2 separate regions of the Homo sapiens genome follow, and region 2 is linked to region 1. The links are chromatin contacts, found by POLR2A ChIA-PET in ENCODE. All regions are on one chromosome and are shown on one strand. The core of a region is the stretch at or near the end of the contact, and the rest is flanking DNA. Distances in the headings are between cores, read along the strand shown.

Region 1 (7,714 bases), core at 3,911-6,410:
GTGCAAGGATAAGAGCTTGTGTGACATTTTAAAGAAACTGATTTTTAACCTTTAGGCAATAGCCTTTTTTTCTTTTTTTTTTTTGAGACACAGTCTCGCTTTGTCGCCCATGCTGGAGTGCAGGGGTGTGATCTTGGCTCACCACAACCTCCGCCTCCTGGGTTCAAGTGATTCACCTCCCTCAGCCTCCCGAGTAGCTGGGATTACAGGTGCCTGCCACCATGCCCATCTAATTTTTGTATTTTTAGTAGAAACAGGGTTTCACCATGTTGGCCAAGCTGGTCTCAAACTCCTGACCTCAAGTGATCCAACCACCTCGGCCTCCCAAAGTGCAGGGATTATAGGCGTAAGCTACCGCACCAGTCTGGCAACAGTCTTTTGAAGAGTTTTAAGCAAAGGAATGCCAGGATCAGAAATAATGGTTTAGATGTTGGGCAGCTGTGAGACTGAATTAAGGTGAACAAGACTGGAAGCAGGGAGGCTGTTGCCTAGGTAAGAAACATCAGGGCCTCAACTAGGGCAATAAGTGAGGTTGGAAAGGAAAGCACTAATTCAAAATTATATTTAAGAGGTATCATCAGCAGAATATAGTGCCTGACTCGTCCTGACACCATGGAAAGGAGTTTGGATTTTATTCTAGGGTGATGGGAAGACCCTGAAATGCTTTAAGCAGGGAGTGTGATTTTCTGATAGATTTTAAAGAACCTCTCAGACTGCTGTTGGAGAATATACTGTAATGGAGAACAGAGTGGATAACAGATTTTTTTTTTTTTTTAAAGGAGGATATTGCCGTAGAAGAGGTTGATGGTAGCTTGAACCAGGGTGGACACAAAGGTGAGAAGCAACTGGATTGTTTGGGCAGGTGTGTGTGTGTGTGTGTGTGTGTGTGTGTGTGTGTGTGTGTGTGAAGAGACAGGCGGGTGTGTGTGTGTGTGTGTGTGTGTGTGTATGTGTGTGTGTTTAAGAGACAGGTTCTGGCTGTCATTCAGCCTATACTGCAGTTTCTCAAATCTCAAGTGAGCCTCCCGCGGGCCTCCCACAGCGTTGAGGTTACAGATATGAGCCACCCTATCTGGCCTCAGGTTGTATTTTTAACTGCAAATGGTTTTGCCTAATTCGTAGGGTTGAGAAAGAAAAAAGCAAGTTTAGGAAGATCACACTTGTGGAGCTCAATTGTCTTGTTTAATCAGGAGGCCAGGTTGTCCACCTAGAGTGAAAATAGCTTCAGAGGCTTGAGGACTGAAAATAGTAAAGGTCTGGAAGACAGCAGAGAAAATAAAAAGAGCTGAACAAAGGCTATTTTAAGGATTAACTGATGCCCTGCATGAAGTTTGAAACCATATGACTTTAGTGATATCAGTCTAACGTGATACGTCATTTTCCCTTCACAACACTCAACTACCCAGCTGCAGGAGTTAAGCATAGATTCTAGAATCTACAGGATTTCATTTGTAAATGGCTTGAGTTAGATGACTTTTAAATCTACGTGAGTTCCAAAACTTTACTTTTAAGAATCCTAGAGTCTGTACTGCTATCACACAATTTATTTTAAATTGGTGCCTAGATATACATAATGTAAACTTACCATTTTAACTATTTCACTAGTTTATTTAAATTCAGCATTCTAGCCAGGGGCCTCCAATAGGTGTGCTGGGACATTAAAAACCTAGCCCTGAAGGTGGCAGCACTGGGCCTGAGGTGACTAGTCTCAACTTCTGTTGCCACTGGATGGAAGCAGCCTCATCTTTTCATTACAATATATAACACAAGTGTTCATTTTCTAAGCATGCTGAAATTGAAAAAGTTTGGGAAGTACTGTCCTAAGCCACAACATATGAGAAACCCAGTATTATGAAGAGTTCAAAATAACTGCTTCTCTGTTAAAGATGTTTTTTCAGCAGATCTTTGGAACCTCAAAATTTATTCCATGTGGTTCTTAAAGCTTTAGAACCTATCTATGAGGATGCCCGCCATTTCCATTGTTAAAGTGGCCATATAAAATCTCATTTAAAAATCTAAGAATTTTGAATGTACCCAAAGGTTTCCATTTACATAGAAATGGGATCCACCAGGGAATGCCCATTTCATTCATTCATAGAATATTGATTTGGTGGCAGACACTGGGCTAGTTCCTGGAGATAAAAGGGTGAACAAACCTTTTTTATTTTTTATTTTTTTAATTTTAAGACAGGGTCTCTCGCTCTGTCACCTAGGCTGGAGTACAGTGGCACAATCATAGTTCACTGCAGCCTTGAACTCCTGGGCTCAAGCAATCCTCCCACCTCAGCCTCCACAGTAACTAGAACTAGAGGCACGAACCACTGTGTCCAGCTATTTTGGTTTGATTTTTAGAATAGGAGACAAGATTTCACTATGTTGCCCAAGCTCATCTTGAACTCCTGGCCTCAAGTGATCCTCTTGCCTCAGCCACCCAAAGTCTGGCCCAAGACGTGGTTTTTTATCTCAAGAAATTTACAGTCCAGTGGGGAGACAGAATTAATTAAATAACTAAAACAATAAAAACTGTAAGATGGGGAGGTTACATGGTACTGTAGGAGGATCTAGTAGAAGAGACTATTGAAATAAGATAAAAACATGATTAGTAGATAGCTGGGGCAAAGAGTGGGGGTAGGTTTGGTGGAGAACTCCAGGCAGAGACAATAGCACGCAATGGCCTAGGAGACATCAAAAGTCTAGTGAGACCAGAGGACAGAAAATGTCTGGAAATAAAGCCAAAGGGGTAGCAGAGGCAATTCAAAGGGGCTTCCTTCACAGAGTAACTGGAAGCCACTGAAAGGGTTTAAGCAGCATAGTGACATTAACAGATTTACTTTTCAAGATCACAGTAGCTGCAGTATAGAGAAGTGGTCTCAAAGTAGACACAATTTAAGGTGGAGGAGGGAAGATGTATTTTTATTCTATTTTTTATCCTTTAAAAATGCTTTTAAAATGGATTATAATCATATTAGCTAAGAAATACTAATTATGGCTAGCTTTTGGGCACATAGTATATATCTGAATACTAAGCAGTTTACATATATTCATTTAATCTTAATACCCTGTGAGGTTGGTACTATTATTATCCTCAATTTACAGGTAGGTAAAATGGGACAGCGAGCTTAAGCAGTCAGTCCAAAGTCACTCAGTAAGGAAGTATTAGAGCAGGATTTAAACCCAGATGTCTGACTTCAGAGCCTGTAACTTCATTAGATCATGTACCATTTTTCAACAGTACATGTATGTAATTTAAAATTAAATATATATATGGAGAATAGAAGTTCAAATTTTTTTCTGAACACCAGTGAAAACAAAGATTTAGGAGGGGTGGTTGGTAGCGTGGATGTGGAAAGGAGCCTAGCAGTAGACTAGGTAAGAAATAACAGTATCTTGGATTATGGAGGTAGTGATGGAGAGAAGGGGATGGATTTACATGTTTAGTAAGTAAAATTGGACTGCGTGATGGCTTGGATATGGAAGTTAGGGATGAATAAAGTGTCAAGGATGACTCTTTGGTTTCTGACTTGCATAAATGGATTAGAGAGTGAGACACAGGCAGAGGCCATAGGAACAGGTTGGGTCATTCTGCTCAGTTTTTCTTTGGACCACAGTAGAGACCACAGCACACTGCTCTTTCAATACTCTGTTAAATGACAAACTTATTACAGGTTATTTCTGTCATAAACATAAAAGCTTCACTCTGTCAATTATGTTTCCTATCTTGCGTTAAAAATTACATAGTCAAAATTTCATCCATTTTCTTTTAAAAATGTGGAGTTAAGTCTTATAAAATGGGGAAGTGAATGATAGTTGCTGTAACAGGCTAATAGAAGGTTTAGCACCCCTCTTCTGTATACTAACTTTTTAAGTTATATTTATTCATCCCTTAAGATGTGGGACAGGTGGAAAAATTACCTTTCCACTTTGTATTTATGATTTCTAAGTACTAAACTTTTAAAGCCTGTTAATATTATCCCTTCCCAGGTCTTAGAATAATTACACAAAAGTACTGGACTGGTTTAAAAGATATTTGATTCTAGTCTATTTTGTTCATTTGTAGAATTTCTAGTGGTCTAAAAACGATTCTTTTACAAATCAGGAGAAATAGGAATACCTACTATCGGTTTGAATCTCAAACGAACAGCCACAAGAAAAATGGACTTTTTAAAAAAAATTATCTAACAGCATGTTGTCCCAATAAATAATGCTGAAGGAGATTCCTTCTCGTTTCAAATTTGCCAGAAACTTCCCGTTTAACCTCAGCAAAATACAGATCGTTTTGATCTATGGCGTTACCGCACAACCCTGTCAGGTCACATCACTAAACTGCAGATAACAGCGACAAGGCCGAAAACTATGTTAGACGGATCCGCGTCCATACCCCCCATCAGTTAATTTTAACTCTTCATTCGGTACAGGTCACTCTACACATGCTTCCCTGCAAAATGCTTAAGCTAGACACAGTGTACAGATAACTTTCACAGAACCGCAAGGGCTTGATGCTCCCCCAACAGAACGGCTTGAGCTTTCCCCAGCGCAATTCAGAAATGCTGTGGCGGTCGCCAGACTCTTCGGGTAGCTCCCGGCAGCTCCGAGGTAGCGCTCCCCTCCCCAACCATCGCCCTCCGGGATGGGCCGCACCGAAGAGCCCGCTCCTCAGCTAGGGCACGAAGTGCGCCGCCGCGATGGGCAGCTGGAGGAAGGGGCGTGACGCAAGTGGAACTCCCGCGTGACGTCGCGCGGGCTCCCGGGCGGGGCGGGTCCGGCCGCCTCCGAGCCCGGCCGGCAGCCCCCGGCCTTAAAGCGCGGGCTGTCCGGAGGGGTCGGCTTTCCCACCGAGGATTTGGCACTCTGGTGAGGGAAAAGGGCGAAAGAGAAAAGCGAGCAGCCGTCCTTTCACAGCCTCAGAAAGTGCTCGCTTCCCTTCGGGGGCTTTCGCGAATCCCGAGGCAATCTCGGAGGCGGTGAGTAAAAGCAATCTCTTTACCCCACCCGGAGCTCTGGGTCGGAGCGACTGCTTCTGGTCTGGAGCTGCGTGCTTGGCGAAGGGCTCCCGGGGTAGGGGTGGCTCCCGGCTCTGGGGTTGTGTCTGATGAAATAGGCCGGGCCCGGGCTACACTCGGTGGTGGTGGACCGGCGGGAGGACGAGCGCTACCTCAGTACTACTTCTGGGTCTCCCGCGCGGGCTGAGGAAGCGCCTTTCGCCGCCAAGCCCGCCCCGCGCATGCGCCGACTGCGGCTCGCGCGCGCGCTTCGGAGGTTTTTTGGCCAGACCCGCACGCGGAACCGGCGCGGGCACCTGGGGAGAAATGGATGGAGAAGGGACCTGGCTGGAAAGCCTTTGCCCCGCTGCTCTGCTCCGCCCATAAGAGGACCCCTGAAATGTCCCGTGCAGTTTGTTCAAGTCCCCTGTGTGATGAAATGTGCCTCTCGCCTTACCCGTGTGAGAATACCTGTGGTGTGGCAGCGAGTATTTTGGTGAGCACCTGCAGTGTAGTGGTTTATACTAAGGAATACACACAAATTACAGGCCTTTGAGCCCAGAATGCAACTTGGGAGGTAAGACGTGACGTTCTGAGAGATTGAAAAATGTACATTGTCGTCGTGCCTCGAATAACGGTTCATTGCAGAGAGAGATGCTAACAAAAAGTGCCGGGCATGCGGGTAGGTGGAAAGGGTTTTGCGAGCCAGAATTTGCAAGTTGAATGTTTTGTTTTTATGTTTTGTTTTTAAGGCACTGTACATCACTTACTTGAAGATAGATACGTAAAGGATGCTTATTTTACACTCTTTAAACGAATATGTTAATACTTTTTCGGTCATTGAAGTAATTAAACCTTCATTTTAAACTGTTGACTTAATAGAAATCGTTTATGTCTTCTTTTTTTTTCTTTTTGCTGCAGAGAGGTATTTTTTCTTTATTTTATTATTATTTTTTATACTTTAAGTTCTAGGGTACATATGCACGACGTGCAGGTTTGTTACATATGCATACATGTGCCATGTTGGTGTGCTGCACCCATTAACTCGTCATTTACTTTAGGTATATCTCCTAATCCTATCCCTCCCCCCACCCCACGGCAGGCCCCGGTGTGTGACGTTCCCCTTCCTGTGTCCAGGTGTTCTCATTGTTCAGTTCCCACCTATGATTGAGAACATGCGGGCTACAGAGAGGTATTTTACAGTTATTGGTCTCATGACTTGATTTCCATCCCTGACATAGCCATGTCCCAGCTGTGTGACCTTGGACATTTACTGCCTTACGCCTCTTCCCCCAACTCTAAAATGAAATTATAGTAGCTGTCTTACAGAGTTTTTCTGAAGGTTAGGTAGAATATAAATATTCTATAATATATAATTATATATTAAATAATATATAAATACAAATATTAATATTAATATTCTATAGTTTCTGGTATGTGGGAAACAAATGGTGACTTTTATTCACAATTATATATAGGCCCATTTGTTTATCTGTTAGAGTTAAAGATAGAATAAAAACCTCTTTGGTAACAAAACTAATGCAGTGCACCTAATTCTACTTTTAAAAACTTTTTTACAGAAATAAATGTACACAAGAGAAATACTGGAATTATGAACCCCATTGTATACGCACCCACCCAGCTTCAGAAATTGTTGAAGTTCAGCCCTTGTTTCATCTCTTCACCCAACATCCATTTTTGTTTGTTTTTGCTGGATTTTTTTTTTTTCAAGCAAATCGCAGAGTATATCCCTTTACCTGTAAATATCTCGGTAAATATCCCTTTAACAGATAAGGCCTTTCTAAAAAAAAAACAAACAAAACCGCATCATTATCATACCCAAGAAAATTAATAATTTCCTAATATCTAAAATCCAGCTCATATTTAGTTTCTGGATTATTTTTTAAAAGTCTAATCACAATTTTTGCAAAGCTTGATAGTTTATTTTTGTAGCTCTTGACGGTTCACCAAGTGGCTTCACATATACTCCTGCTCCCTTCAGAATTACTCTTTCAGCCCCTTTGTCAGAGACCTCAGGAAATGGTTAGCAGGAAACAATCAGTTTGCTTTGGCTAAGGAGCCAGATGTGAGGTTTAGTAGACTTGCTGATCACTATTACTTTTTAAGTTGTAGCTAATTAATGGTTTCATTTTAAGAACACATATTAAAATATTTACTAATCCATTCAAACTTCTTAACCTGTTGGTTTCTTCAAGGACTATGTAATAAACTTAATGATTCACCTTTATTCTAAGAGAGGCATGAAGTAACATTACCCTAATTGTCTTATGACTCTAAGATGTTTCTGTATTCATAGATCTTTGCTGTGTTTAAATCTTACTGACTTCTCTTGTTTTTGGAAAGTTATACAGATCCTCATCTGTGTTAATACATCAGTCAACTGTCTCTTTTATAAAATATATATAGATATGTGTATATATGTGGATGCTTGTTAAGTCAAGACTAAGAATATTTTTCAGTTTTGGGCTCAGTATGTTTCACCAATTCAAAAGTTAAAAAAACCAATTTTTTTTTTTAATTGAGACAGGGTCTCTGTCGCTCAGGCTGGAATGCAGTGGCACGATCTCCGCTCACTGCAAATTCCGCCTCCCAGTTTCAGGCAATTCTCCTGCCTCAACCTCCTGAGTAGCTGGGGCCACAGGCACGCACTACCACACCTGGCAAATTTTTGTATTTTTAGTAAAGATGGGGTTTCACCATGGTGGCCAGGCTGA
Region 2 (7,714 bases), core at 5,215-7,714, 600 kb after region 1:
TTGCATCATACTGTTTTATTTGCTGCCTCTTAAAATCCAGGTTACCTCTGGAACCTCCAAGTGAAACTTGAGCCCATAGTAAATCTCTTACCAGACAAAGGAAGACTCATGGACTTTCTCCTCCAGAGAAAGGAATGCAAGATGGTCATCCTGTCTGTCTGTTCACAGAGTAAGTTGAATCCTTCCCCCTTGCTCTGATTCCAGTGTGAGGCCTGTGCTGCCCAACACTTTTTATCGGGATGTGGGCTACATTGTTGTGTCTTGTCTGTGACCCACAGCCTCATTCTTTATGTGAGGGGTGGCTATGTGACCCCCTAGGAAAGGCTGCTAAATGGAAAGATGATTTGTAGAGATACTGGTAGAAAAGAACAATAAATGGGATGGTTCTGAATGAAAGTGGGCACACAGGAGGGGAGTGGGCCACCACCCCTGGCCTTCACACACACCTCTTTCAAAATCCAAGCCACTCACTGCATATGTGTCTTCTTTAAGAATCCCCTACTGAGGCCAGGCATGGTGGCTCATGCTTATAATCCCAGCACTCTGGGAGGCTGAAGCAGGAGGATTGCCTGAGCCTAGGAGTTCGAGACCAGCCTGGACGACAACATGGCAAAACCCTGTCTCTACAAAAAAAAAAAAAAAAAAAAAAAAAATTAGCTGAGTTTGGTGGTATACACCTGTGGCCCCAGCTACTCCAGAGGCTGCCGAGGGAGGATTCCTTGAGCCCGGGAGGACGAGGCTGCAGCGAGCCGTTTGTGTCAGTGTACCTCCAGCCTGGGCGACAGAGCAAGACCCTGTATCCAAAAAAAAATAATAATAATAATCCCCTACCAATATGTGCTGTTGGTGTTTGTTTTTGTTTTGGTATAGATGGGGTCTTGCCTTGTTGCCCAGGCTGGTCTCAAACTCCCAGCGTTAAGTGATCCTTCTGCCTCGGCCTACCCAAAGTGCTGGGATTATAGGCATGTGCCACTGAGCCTGGCCTGCTATAGCTTTTTTTTTTTTTTTTTTTTTTAACCGTAACCAGAAAGGGGTTGCGAATGACATCTAGCTGTCAGGTCTTTAAAGTAGAGTGTCCTTTAAAGGTACTTTTGCATTGGTAACCTTTTGAGATTAGTTTTTATCATAGCAACGTGTGGAAATTCTGAAGCTGACATGAAGTTGGTTTGATCCGTGTGTGAACATTGTGCCTTTCCAGTGTTAAGTGAGTCAGACAGAGCATCGCTGCCCGTGATAGCCACTGTTTTTGATAAACTCAACCATGAGTATAAAAAGTACCTGGATGCCGAGCAGAGTTATGCGATGGTGAGTTACATGGAGTATGACAAAGGGTCCTCCTCCCCCACCCCCTCCCGGGTATTTTCTAAGTAATTATGATGCAAAATTGTTTCCTATATATTAGAATAAGGTCGCTGAGATTTGCCGCCTGCCATAGGGCAAGGTGGCAGTAGTGGGGGATAGTGGAGGAGTAGTAAATTCAGGGTCCCTGCATCCCACGAGCTGGCGGCTGCATCTCACTTCATACCTTCACTGTTTTTGTTTTTCCCATCTGTGTTTGATCTTGCCTGTAGATCCTTGGTCTACTGTTATAGATGAGAAAAATCAGTCTCTGCTTTGCAATATTTTGTATATTTTTCTGTTATGCCAGAGTGAGGACTTAGAAAATTAAATTAGAAATATTTATATTTGCCACACCTTTCTTCCCTTTTGGGAAAGAATCCTGTTGAGATAGTGACGATTCAGTGTTAGCACTTAGCAGGCGTGTTTGTAGTCAAGGTAATAACCATGGCTTATCGCCACCAATTCCCGCTGTATTACTTGTACATCATATCTTCTGAAGCCAGAAGAAAAGTTTAGGACAAGGAGAATGAATTATTTCAATTCCAGGATCTGATTAGTCCTAGGCTGAAAATGGTTTTAAACCAACAAAAGCCCCAGAACTCCACTCCCCTTTAGCTGTTCATGGAAGGGTAAGAGGTCTGAGACAGGCACTGAAGAGGGCCAGTTGCTGGGACAGTGTCCATTCCTACGCTGCCAGACGTGAGGGATGGCTGAGTCCTTTTGGACTCTATTGCTGTGGGTGTTCTGGGCTGTGGGAATCAGTAGGTCTGATCCCAAATGGCAGTTTCTGTGCCGTCCCACACGGTCTGCTGGGCTCCATAAACCGTCATGACTCAGCAGTGTGGGCCACTGACCAGCCACATGAGCAGCATCTGGAGTTTCTTGGAAATGCAAGTTCTCAGGCTACACCCCACAGCTATTGCATAATCTGCACGGATCTGAACTGCTTTTTTTTTTTTGAGACGGAGTTTTGTTCTTATTGCCCAGGCTGGAGTGCAATGGTGAGATCTTGGCTCACCGCAACCTCTGCCTCCTGGGTTCAAGGGATTCTCCTGCCTCAGCCTCCTGAGTAGCTGGGATTACAGGCATGCGCACAGGAAAAAGTTGTATCTAAGTAGAGAAAGTGTTTTCCGCTCATATCCTGGGTCCACATCGAAGAATTCAGTCCTTGTGGATGAACTGTAAACAGCACCCTTCCTCTAAGATGCCGAAGATCATAGTTTGTGGTTTTTTTCTTTCAGGCGGTGGAAGCAGGGCAGAGCCGAAGCAGCCCGCTCCTCAAGAGGCCGGTGCGGACCCAGGCGGTGCTGGACCAGTCAGATGTGTACACCCATGTCCTGTCAGCCTTTGTGGAAAAGAAGGTGGGCTGCAGCTTTCCGCCTCTTCTGGACTGAGAATGCTCAAAACAAGGAAGTTGCTGAAAACGAGGAGACTTCATGTGATTAGAGTCACTTGAAGTGATTAGAATCACTGGAGTTTCCTTGGGTGAGGCCCTAGAGCTGGTAGTTTGGCTTCTAATGCTGAGGCCTAAAGCATAATTGTTGACGGGTGGTTCTGGAGCGATGTGTGCAAAACCAGTGAAAGATGAACACTGGGCCATTTTAAGATGGAAACAAGGTGGGGGTTGGATAGAGAGTTATATGCAGCCTCTTTTGCACCTCGTTGGTATTTGTAAGACCACATTTTTTTCTCCCTAGGAGATGCCTCATAAATTTGTGATAGCCGTGCTGATGGAATACATTCGTTCTCTTAACCAGTTTCAGATTGCAGTACAGGTACCTTCAAATCATCTGGGCCCAAGTTAAAACAGAAGGAATTTAAAAAAAAAACACAGTCACTGTCTTAGAAGATGACTCATATGCTAAGACAGGTCTGCCTCCCTGACTCAGAATGCTGAGTGACTCCTGACATTATTAGTTGGAATGGGAAGTGTAAGGTCAAGTTGGGGTCTTTACCTGCATGACGAAACCACTTCTTGTAATGACAGACTTTTACTGTGTTGGTTAGAATAGCCAGTCCTTGGGGAGCCTCTAGTCTGTTGTAGCTGAATGATTTGGAAGTGTTCTTTCACTTTTTACTTTTGTCCTCAGCATTACCTACATGAACTTGTTATCAAAACCCTTGTCCAGCACAACCTCTTTTATATGCTGCATCAGTTCCTGCAGTACCACGTCCTCAGCGACTCCAAACCTTTGGTATGCATTGCCAGATTTTTACTTCCATTGTGGTTAAAAATGGAAAATTTTAACCGTTATCTTTCCAACTGAAGTGGGTCTAAAAATGTCTTTCAGGCTTGTCTGCTGTTATCCCTAGAGAGTTTCTATCCTCCTGCTCATCAGCTATCTCTGGACATGCTGAAGGTAACTCTGATGTGTGAGGTTTTAGACTATGGAAACTAACTCTGTTCCTGTTGTTTGCACTGACCTGGACTTCTCTCCCTTACTGCTAGCGACTTTCAACAGCAAATGATGAAATAGTAGAAGTTCTCCTTTCCAAACACCAAGTGTTAGCTGCCTTAAGGTTTATCCGGGGCATTGGTGGCCATGACAACATTTCTGCACGAAAATTTTTAGATGCTGCAAAGCAGACTGAAGACAACATGCTTTTCTATACAATATTCCGCTTTTTTGAACAGCGAAACCAGCGTTTGCGAGGGAGCCCCAATTTCACACCAGGTGAGAATGCAATGAAAAGACTTGGGGTAACCATAGCCTCAAAGAGTAGCAGAGGGCACTGGCAGCTGGTGGGCGAGGACCCTGGGTTAGCATTTTTGTAAACAACACAATTTGATAACAGCCCACCTAGCCCTTGGCCCATTATTTGTAGTAGAGTGAATTCAGTATACTGACAGAATCTGAATTATGCTCTGGAACTCACCGAGGAGGTGTGTTTTGAGTCAAGACACATTTAGGACCCAGATCAGGCACAGCCCATCTCTTATAGCAGATCTTGGAATATCTCTTAAAGCCAGGAATAAGACGGCAAATGGTGGCTAAGGGTTTTAAAGGGTCTGGGGCTTATTAAGGTTTCAGTTTTATGAAGTATACATTGGTTGATCATTCTCATTTTTTTTTTGAGACAGAGTCTCGCTCCGTTGCCCAGGCTGGAGTGCAGTGGTGTGATCTCGGTTCACTGCAACCTCCGCTGGGTTCAAGCGATTCTTCTGCCTCAGCCTCCTGAGTAGTTGGGACTACAGGTGCGTGCCACCACACCCGGCTGATTTTTGTATTTTTAGTAGAGATGGGGTTTTACTATATTGTCCAGGCTGGTCTCAAACTCCTGACCTCATGATCCGCCTGCCTCAGCCTCCCAAAGTGCTGGGATTACAGGTTTGAGCCACCGCACCTGGCCCTGGTTGATCATTCTCATCTCCAAATAGTTATACAACCTAAGACATCATCTTTAGGATAGGGAAGGATCAGGGCTGTCTAATGAAACTTCTAGGTCTATTTCTAGCTCAATGTAAGACGGCATTTAGTTACCATAAGGACAGGTTAGATAGAATCTCTTCCATTTAGCTTTTGTATTTGTCTCTCAAAGCAGATAGGGTAACCCCAAAACTTAGGAAAACAATGTATTTTATTAAAGAAAAATAAGTTAAAACCCAGTAGACACACCTACGAGATGCTTTCTTTGTCCCTCATTTCATGCCACATCTAACTGGCAATTAAATCTCTTCCTTTCTAGGGGAACACTGTGAAGAACATGTTGCTTTTTTCAAACAGATTTTTGGAGACCAAGCTCTAATGAGGCCTACAACATTCTGAAATCACTTGCTGTTTTTTTATATAAAAATGTGTACAAAGTTAATTTATTGCATTAATAAAGCTCTTTAAACTATAAAATGTTATAAAGTGTATCTACAACCTCAACTGTCACTAAAAATATGGTATAGAACTTGTGGGATGGCTTACTCCTAAAAGGAGAGACAGACAGTGCATTGATTGGCCTTTACAGAGTGTCAGTGAGCGGATCACATTCACAGCCATCTAGTGTCACCTCCTGCTTGCCAAAGAATGAGGTTTCTTTCCTGAAGAGGCTGGGAGAAGTTTAGTGTCCTGTGGTTGCCTCCAGATCTAGTAATACTGCTTCCCAAGTCAACTGTGCATTCCTGAGTTCACAGGCGCTACGTTCAAAGCTGCTGCCAAACAACCGATGGTTGGCACCATCCGGTGTTCAACTTGGCCTTGCCGATGCAGCACCCGTCCAGTGGTAAACCGACCGACCCTTAGACACAGTTCAGTCAGGATGCCCTGCGAGAGGGCTAGAAATTTAGAAGCCGTTCGCGCTCTGTTCCTTTGTATCGCTCTTCAGTGGCACAACTTTTGGCTTTATTTACTGATGGCCCTATGAGAGAGAGAGACTTTTTCTTATTTCTGCAGGAGAAAGGGAGCTAGTTGGCTGGGCATAGTGGCTCACGCCTGTAATCCCACTTTGGAAGACTGAGGCAGGAGAATTGCTTGAGACCAGCCTGGACAACAGAGTGAGACCACATCTCTCTCCCTCTCTTTTGGAGATGGGCTCTTTGCTTTCTTCCTCAGGCTGCAGTGCAGTGGTATGAACACGACTCACTGCATCCTAAGCCCACCCTTCTGGGCTCAAGCAAGCTTCCTGCCTCAGCCTAACAAGTAGGTGGGACTGCAGACGCACACCACTTCACCTGGCTAATTTTATTTTTGTAGAGATGGAGGCCTCACTATGTTGCCTAGGCTGGTCTCAAACGATTCTCCTGTCTCAGCCTTCCAAAGTGCTCATCTCTTTTTTTTTTTTTTTTTCTTAAAAGGAACTAGTATATTAGATTGTAATAGAACTACTTTCTATCCCCCGGAGATGATAAAAAGCCCCTCATTTTCTTAATCTTCTACTTCAGTGCTTCAATTTAGTGACAAAGCTATAAATGAAGCAAATCAGTATTGTTCTTTCAACCGTGGGTCATTTTTGTGCAAGGTGAAGTGGCCATAGAAGTAAAAGGATCAAGGACAGTCTCGAGATGAAGAAAGGCAGCAAGCACTTTGCTAAGAAACGGGAAATCCATGAGGGACATAAAAAGCTGTTCTGCAGCACTGCTGGTGTGAGAGCTGGCTGCCAGATGGACTCCTTCATCTCAGTGGCAGGGAGGAGCTGCCCTGCCTGCTGACACTCAGATCCATTCAAGGACTGGCTCCAGGCCTTTGTGAAGCAGACAGATCAGGCCTCCAGAAAAAACATCGACAACTTCCTAATAAAGTAGTCTGCACCATCATGAATCCCCTGGATGGGTTTTTTCTTTTAGAAGAAATTTTTTTACTCAGTATCATTTATCATTATCAAATGACCATTAGTATGAGTTCAAATACTTGAAAAGAATGCCTCAGGATAGAATTCCCTTTCAGTAATGTCCTTCTATTGTGCCACCCTTTTAAGATGAGAACTCTTACCTATGTAACTGAGTAAGACAGGGAGAAATATTAATCCGTGAGTGGCTCCCAGTAAGACCATGGCCAAATACATCCTGAAGTAGAATATCTGGAAAATTTGAGATTTGGCAAAAGCCAACACCACAATCCCTCCAAATTTTGTAAGTGTGATTCCACTGAACACCTAAAAGAAGAGATACTGTGTTAGAAACCACTTTTACCAACCTGTAATTGAACAAAAACACTTCCTTACAAGGATTTCTCCCAGGTTCAAGTGATTCTCCTGCCCCAGCCTCCTGAGTAGCTGGGATTAAACAGGTGCACGCCACCATGCCTGGCTAATTTTTGTGTTTTTAGTAGAGATGGGGTTTCACCATGTTGGCCATGGTCTCGAACCCCTGGCCGCAAGTGGTCCGCCAGCCTTGGCCTCCCAAAGTGCTGGGGTTATAGGCATGAGCCACCGTGGCCAGCCCTTATGGGGATTTCTTAATATTCAAGGTTCAAAGCAATGGGAACTGAACCCAGGTAGCATCATCTACTACCTAACACTATTTGCTGCCTTATGATCCTGGGGGAGAGGTATGACCAAGTTAAAAGCTGTGTATTCTGCACAGACACTGCATCGTGTCTCCCAATTGATTATCTTTCTTTATATTCTCAGGTGAAAACTTAAATATTTAAAAGTGTTACGAAACAAAGTTTTAGTTTTTACTCTTTACCAGGTATTTTCTACAGTGGTAAAGAGATAGGCTAAGCCAGGGTGTAGAGTTGAACCAAGACGACTCTCCAGGCACCAACCGCACATCACACGCTGGGTTCTGGCCCGGGCTCCCCTGCATTTTAAATGGGAAAGACTGCCAGCTGTCTCATGTTTAACTTGTCTGTTATTTTCCTGCTTCAGCACACTGCCACCTAAAAAGGAGCCGTACCAACAGGTACAGTTCCACAGAACGTCCGTTCTGTCCACGATGTGGCAG

The links. ChIA-PET counts read pairs that join two places held with the same protein, here RNA polymerase II (POLR2A).
Region 2: POLR2A ChIA-PET joins it to region 1 with 11 read pairs in activated naive CD8-positive, alpha-beta T cell. The contact joins the enhancer-like site here to the promoter of RBBP8-AS1 in region 1. POLR2A ChIA-PET finds 5 or more read pairs at or near these places in 2 of 52 experiments (H1 and activated naive CD8-positive, alpha-beta T cell).

The regions. Positions count from the first base shown.
Region 1 is chr18:22,928,604-22,936,317 of GRCh38, forward strand. It overlaps RBBP8-AS1 (RBBP8 antisense RNA 1), which reads right to left and starts at 5,161. Exons shown (of 5, transcript NR_198963.1): 1 at 4,985-5,161. It overlaps RBBP8 (RB binding protein 8, endonuclease), which reads left to right and starts at 4,725. Exons shown (of 19, transcript NM_002894.3): 1 at 4,725-4,961. It overlaps MIR4741 (microRNA 4741), which reads left to right and starts at 4,746; the gene lies at 4,746-4,835. RefSeq lists enhancers at 1,071-1,120, 4,455-5,295, 4,979-5,108, 5,469-5,518 and a silencer at 4,769-4,848.
Region 2 is chr18:23,526,597-23,534,310 of GRCh38, forward strand. RMC1 (regulator of MON1-CCZ1) reads left to right here. Exons shown (of 20, transcript NM_013326.5): 13 at 41-169; 14 at 1,199-1,305; 15 at 2,583-2,702; 16 at 3,039-3,116; 17 at 3,432-3,536; 18 at 3,633-3,701; 19 at 3,791-4,016; 20 at 5,029-5,226. The coding sequence ends at 5,108. It overlaps NPC1 (NPC intracellular cholesterol transporter 1), which reads right to left. Exons shown (of 25, transcript NM_000271.5): 24 at 6,759-6,921; 25 at 4,846-5,688. The coding sequence ends at 5,606. Among named protein-coding and RNA genes, the nearest start is that of RMC1, 27 kb to the left of the region's middle. RefSeq lists an enhancer at 2,472-3,671. Within about 2 kb of position 6,465, at least 2 of the 41 ENCODE cell types and tissues checked have a DNase peak (open chromatin) inside an H3K27ac peak, as active enhancers do.